Linked DNA regions of Homo sapiens: region 1 is linked to region 2. Evidence: chromatin loops called from intact Hi-C (ENCODE). Cell type or tissue: adrenal gland. All regions are shown on one strand. Each heading gives the region's core, and the rest is flanking DNA. Links, peaks and the distances in the headings are about the cores only.

Region 1 (2,907 bases), core at 290-2,789, 51 kb after region 2:
CCTCTGTCTAACTTCTCTAGAACACCATGGATAGAGTAAGTAAAAGGCTAAAAGGGAGATGCATAAAGTTAGGAACTAGAAAAGCTGGCAAAGGAACTTCTTCGAAAGTGCATTAGAAGTTAGTCAAAGAGGCCAGGCGCAGTGGCTCAGGCCTATAATCCTAGCACTTTGGGAGGCCAAGGTGGGCGGATCACCTGAAGTCAGGAGTTCAAGACCAGCCTAGCCAACATGGTGAAACCCCGTCTCTACTAAAAATACAAAAATTAGCAGGGTGTGTGGCATGTGCCTGTAATCTCAGCTACCTGGAAGGCTAAGGCAAGAGAATCGCTGGAACCTGGGAGGCGGAGGCTGCAGTGAGCTGAGATTGCACCACTGCACTCCAGCCTGTGTGACAGAGCGAGACTCCTTCTCAAGTTGATCCGTGTCCACAGATGTATTATGTGTGCCATTTGCACACGTCTTTCTATGAACACAATAGAAGCAGGATTGTTTTATGATGCTGCTAACATTCACAGACAGGACCCGCAGCCACATTTCAGGTTATGATGCCTACAGGTATGTCTGGGAGGATATGAACCAGTGCCATGGAAGCCATGTACTAGCAGGTGGTGACACAATGGGCTCCCATTGTATATGCTACAAACATTTCACCCTGACAAGTCAATCAGTGTCAGGAGCAGGGAAGAAGGTGGTTCCTGAAGAAAAGGTAAATCTGCCAAATCTGCCTCTAAAACAATCAAAAAGCAAAAACCAGCCATCACCAAGAACTCCTCTGGGTCCCTCAACCTTTAAGTCATCACAGACCAAAAAGAAACCAAACCTACAAATGATAGGCTCAGAATTGTGGAAACATTTCTTTGCAGCTTTAGAGCCTGTAAATGAGCTTAAAAAAAAAGTTTCAGTCCTGAACTGACATTTTAAAGGTAGTATATAAATTGCTTCCTCTCTCTTCGGTGCACCCCCTTTTTCCTCATTCTCCATTCGCTAATCAAAGACTTTTCCTCTTCCCCTGCCTGTTTCAATTTGAAACGTGGCACAGAACAGGACACTGGAAGGAGAAGGGAAGGTGGAGGGGGAGGAGGCTACTTTCAAATCTGATACACATACCCCCCAACCAGCTGTCCACACCCTGGTTGATGGTCAGGCCAGACTCCACCTAAGACAGGACTGAAGGACCAAAGAGTTGAGTAGAAAACTCCCCCTGTGCCACCTCTCCCAAAAGCAGACTTAACGGTGGAAAGGAAGGAGGGGGAAAATAAAGTTCCACATTCCTGACATTTTTTAGCCAAGTGCTGTGGCTGCACAGAGCAGCTTCTCTATTCCAAGCAGCCTGTAGGACTGGGAGAAAACCTGGGTTCAGGGGGGAAAAGCTGCCCCCTGCCTTCGAAACAGGATGGCTCAACACTAAACCAAAATTGGGGTAGCAATAGGGGTGAGTGGTGAGGGGAGAGACAGCCTTTCATATGTGTTCCCAAAAGGAAATTATCCCAAGGGAAAGAATTTAGAGTCATCATCTCCCTGGGGACAGAGAACTAAAGCCCTGGGGTCCCTAACGGGGAAACAGAAGCCCCCTGAATGCAGAAGAGGTGACCAGTGAGTGGGGGAAAGAGCAACGCAGGGATGCAATGCAGACACAAGGGCTGTGGCTGCCTGGCGCGTGGGCTGATGGGGGAGAGGGACCCAGCCCATTGGCAGAGGCACGACAGAGGTCCCCAGAAGGAGGAATGGCCAAGAGAGTCGCTCTTTGTGGGAAGAATTATAATTGAGTTTTCCTGGCTCAGCTTCCGAATGAAGGAATCCTAGCCAGGGCCAAGTCAGAACCCCAAAAGCCTATGTCCTCTCACCCCTTTCTCCCATTCCCCTTGCACCTCTTCCTGCCGTCACTTCTAGGAAAAGGGTGGTGAGTCCCCAGTTGCACCTACCATCGCACCATATGCATCCCTACATACCCACACATGCACACCACACACTTCCAGAGAGAAACCCAGAAGATCCTAAGTGATATCCAGCCAGTCCTGTGCTTGGTTATGAGGCGTCTCCCCAGGCTTTACTCTGAGTGTGAAGATGCCCACATTTGTTTCTCTGTGGTACCTACAGTATCCAGGACGCTTCTGCTCTCATTTGATAGAGGCAGCAGTTCCAAACTCCCCCTCCCCACCCCCAGGAATACTTATCTCTGTGGAGAGTTAGTTAGTCGGTGGGTAAAGACAGTGAGGCCCCCACCATGTGCCCAGCACAGAAGAACACAAGACCTTCTTACTGGAGGCTTAGGGCAAAGCCCTCTTTCTCCCAGAGAAGCACAGACTGATGATCTCACAAAGTACCTCCAAAAGAAGGAGACACCTGCCCTGTAGGTCCTGTAGGTTCAAGGTGCTATGGGAAGAAGTGATGGGCTTGGCAGGAAAAGGGGGCCTGTAGGCATTTCAACCAGGGGCCTTGCTACACTCCCCAATACAAGCCTAAGGGGGAGGAAGAGTAGTTTTGTTTGTTGTTTTTCTCGTCTTGGGCCTTTCTCTTTCACCAGATACTGGAAGTAACAGCTCTTAACACCTTTCAACTTTTAGAGTGGCAGGTTTAATGCACAGGACTTTCCATAAGACTAGAGACCCAGGGAAGGAGGTAGGTACCAAACTCAAATGCTGGCAGCCCTTTCTGAGCAAAGATAAAACAGGGAGGGCCACAAACCCTAACAAATGCTAGAAATATGACGGAGAGAGCCACAGGCTATGCGAGAAACTTCGTCGCTGCAGCCTGTGGCTTTGAGGTTTACAGCTGTCACGTGTATCTTTCCAGCCACACCCTCCAAGGCTGGGGACACGCACTTGGAGGCCTCTTAGAATGGAGGACAGCAAACAGACAGCAGAGAATGCGCTGGGCAAAGGAAATTCTGTTATTTTGTTAAGCTAT
Region 2 (2,907 bases), core at 105-2,604:
TAGCTGGGATTACAGGCGCGGGCCACCAGTTCCGGCAAATTTTTTTTTTTTGTATTTTTAGTAGAGATGTGTTTTTGCCATGTTGGCCAGGCTGGTCTTGAACTCTTGACCTAAGATGATCCACCTGCCTTGGCTTCCCAAAGTGCTGGGATTACAGGTGTGAGCCACTGCACCCAGCCCTATCTTCCTACTTTTGATCAGAGGAGGAAAGTAGTAGGTTGGTGCAAACGTAGTAATAAATTGGTTTGGCCCTGTTTTCATAGAACTATAGAGGTTGGACCTTTGTCCCCTTCCAGATGCCTACAAACAAACTGATGTTTTTGATTTTTTTTTCTTTTTAAATTTTGGTTGCCACTAATTCTTATAAAAATCCTCACACAAGGCTGGGCGCGGTGGCTCACACCTGTAATCCCAGCACTTTGGGAGGCCGAGGCAGGCGGATCAAGAGATCAGGAGCTCGAGACCATCCTGGCTAACATGGTGAAACCCCCGTCTCCACTAAAAATACAAAAAAAAATTAGCCGGGCGTGGTGGCGGGCACCTGTAGTCCCAGCTACTCGGGAGGCTGAGGCAGGAGAATGGCGTGAACCCGGGAGGGGAAGCTTGCAGTGAGCCGAGATTGCGCCACTGCACTCTAGCCTGGGAGACAGAGCGAGAGACTCCATCTCAAAAAAATAAAATAAAATAAAATAAAATAAAACAAAACAAAATAAAATAAAATAAAATAAAAATAAATAAATAAAAATCCTCACACGACCCAGGTTAGAGCTCCCACTTCTCATAGACTGCCCCTGTCGTGCATGAGCTCTCAAAAAGAACAGCAATCGTTTGGCAATAATCTATTCTATTTTTTTAGAAGAATAAGTCCAGCACATCTCTGGCCTATGAGGCCAGAGAGGTGACTCTGATTTTGGATCAAAACAAAACGCCTACAGGGACCGGGGGGAGCACAAATGAGCCAGGTGGTCCAGGTGTCTTAAGATAGCTGCTTTCAATACAGAGGCCCACTGCATTAAGCAGGTCATATTCTTCACTTCCACAGAGAAATATGCTTTCCACTGCTTTTCTTTAAACATATCACCCTCTGGTCTATCTTTCACATCTCCACTTTGAGAGAAACAAGTTTAAGAGATATCCACTGACCTTTTAACCTTACTAAAATAAATACACGTTAAAACTGAGATAAACAGTAGTAACTGGCAGCCTCGATGTCAGGAACACACTAGAGAGGAGGGGCACACCCCACACTGTGTCCCACAGGGGTGAGGGAGGCAGTGGCGTAGCTGCATCTCAGCCACTGTGGCTGCAGGAGAGGCGCAACCCAGTGGCTGGAGTCCCAATGTTTCAAAAGCAAAGAAAAATCTTTACGTGAAATCATCTGATTTTAAAATGCTGGTGACTAATTCGAAATTTTTAAAAACACTGCATGGGCCAACACCAGACTGGCCAAAGAAAACACATCTGTAGGCCAACTCTGACTACAGGCCACAGATTTGTAACCTCCAACCTTCATGACCCCTGATACCTTTCCAACACCAATACTCTATGAGCCTTCTTCCTATATAACCCTATGGAGTACGCCAATATGCTCTAGTGTAGGAATTAATCTAGCTTTGGGAAAAAGCACCTTCAATAATGACCTTCCTACTGTAGTGGGTTATCCCACCTCCCATCAAAAATGACACTTACTTTGCTTATCTTTGATTACAGTTTAAAGAGAGACCTGAAATAATCAGAATCTTGGCTGTTTTGACAACCTCTGTGAGCAGCTGTCCCTTTTGGGGAGTCACATTCTGCTTGACCTCCTGCTCCGTTTCCTATGACTAATAGATATTTTCCTGTTTCCTTCTGAGGTCACCTGCAAGCGGCTTCTCCTGCCTGCCTTTACATTTCCCAGTCCTGTCTGGATCCCACTGTGCGGTCTCTGACCTCCTCTGCACAACCTGAGCTGGTGTCCACTTCTTACTGACATCCCATCTGCTTCTGAGAACTCATGTGAGCCAGGGCAGGCATCTGCCCTAGAAGCTTCTTCTTTTGTCTGAAAGCTAGTTGTTTAAAGAGCATCACTGTACTCCTAGTTTCTTTCCGAATCCCTGCAAATCTGGATTTGTAAAATTTTCTTCTATTGGTTGCTGTGCCAAGAGCCAACTCTGTTTTCGTATTATTTTGAATTTTTTACACTATATATAAATCCAGAATTAGATATGGAAACACCACCACAAACAAAATCTGGAGGCAAATGATCACCTGGGGAAAATATTTACAATTCAGATCAGAGACAAAGGGCTAATCTTGCTAATATGTAGTAAGTTGCTATAATTTCACAATAAAAGGATTTTTAAAAATCGAGTAGAAATGAACAAAGGATATAAACAGACAAGCCACAGAAAAAAGAAACAGAAAAGATGGCTGTTATACATTTAAAAAAATGCTCAGCCTTACACAGAAGAGATATGCAAATTAAAGCTACACTAAGATACCATTTCATACCTATCAGATTGGCAAAAATACAAAGCTTGACAATATATTCTTGCTAAGGCTGTGGGGAAACAGACTCTTTCTTACACACTGCCAGCAGGAATGTAAAACGGTACCACCTCTTTGGAGGGCAATTTGGCAATTTCTGTTGAGATTACAAACGCATCAATCCTTCGATGCAGCAATTCTACTTCTGGAAATTTATCCTGCAGCTGGTACCTGCTACAGTCAAAATGACGTGTGTACAAGGTTACACACCACAGCACTGTTTTTAATGGTAAATGAATGGAAACAACCCATGTTGTTTTATCTATAGGGAACTGGTAGATATAGTTATAATACACCAGGGTTACTCAACATGTGGCCATGGGCCAATAGCATCAGTAACACCTGTGAGCTTAAAAACACGCATTCTTGGGCCCTACCCCA

What was found. A loop is a pair of places that touch in the nucleus more often than their neighbours do. Peaks named below come from ENCODE experiments on the same cell type or tissue, not always from the same donor. Only the 100,000 strongest peaks of a DNase experiment are listed, where the experiment ranks them.
Region 1: it touches region 2 in a loop (3-fold over the local background); 57 of 110 quality-filtered maps call a loop at or near these places.

Annotation. Positions count from the first base shown.
Region 1 is chr6:52,572,192-52,575,098 of GRCh38, forward strand. The region is part of intron 1 of TRAM2 (translocation associated membrane protein 2); the gene reads right to left. Among named protein-coding and RNA genes, the nearest start is that of TRAM2, 3.4 kb to the right of the region's middle. RefSeq lists enhancers at 1,145-1,673, 2,275-2,324 and a silencer at 2,675-2,724. In adrenal gland, for the core only: a CTCF peak has its summit at 1,373; no DNase peak of the experiment used is centred there; H3K4me3 peaks cover 146 bases; H3K27ac peaks cover 1,631 bases.
Region 2 is chr6:52,521,031-52,523,937 of GRCh38, forward strand. The region is part of intron 2 of TRAM2 (translocation associated membrane protein 2); the gene reads right to left. Among named protein-coding and RNA genes, the nearest start is that of TRAM2, 55 kb to the right of the region's middle. In adrenal gland, for the core only: no CTCF peak of the experiment used is centred there; no DNase peak of the experiment used is centred there; H3K27ac peaks cover 1,073 bases.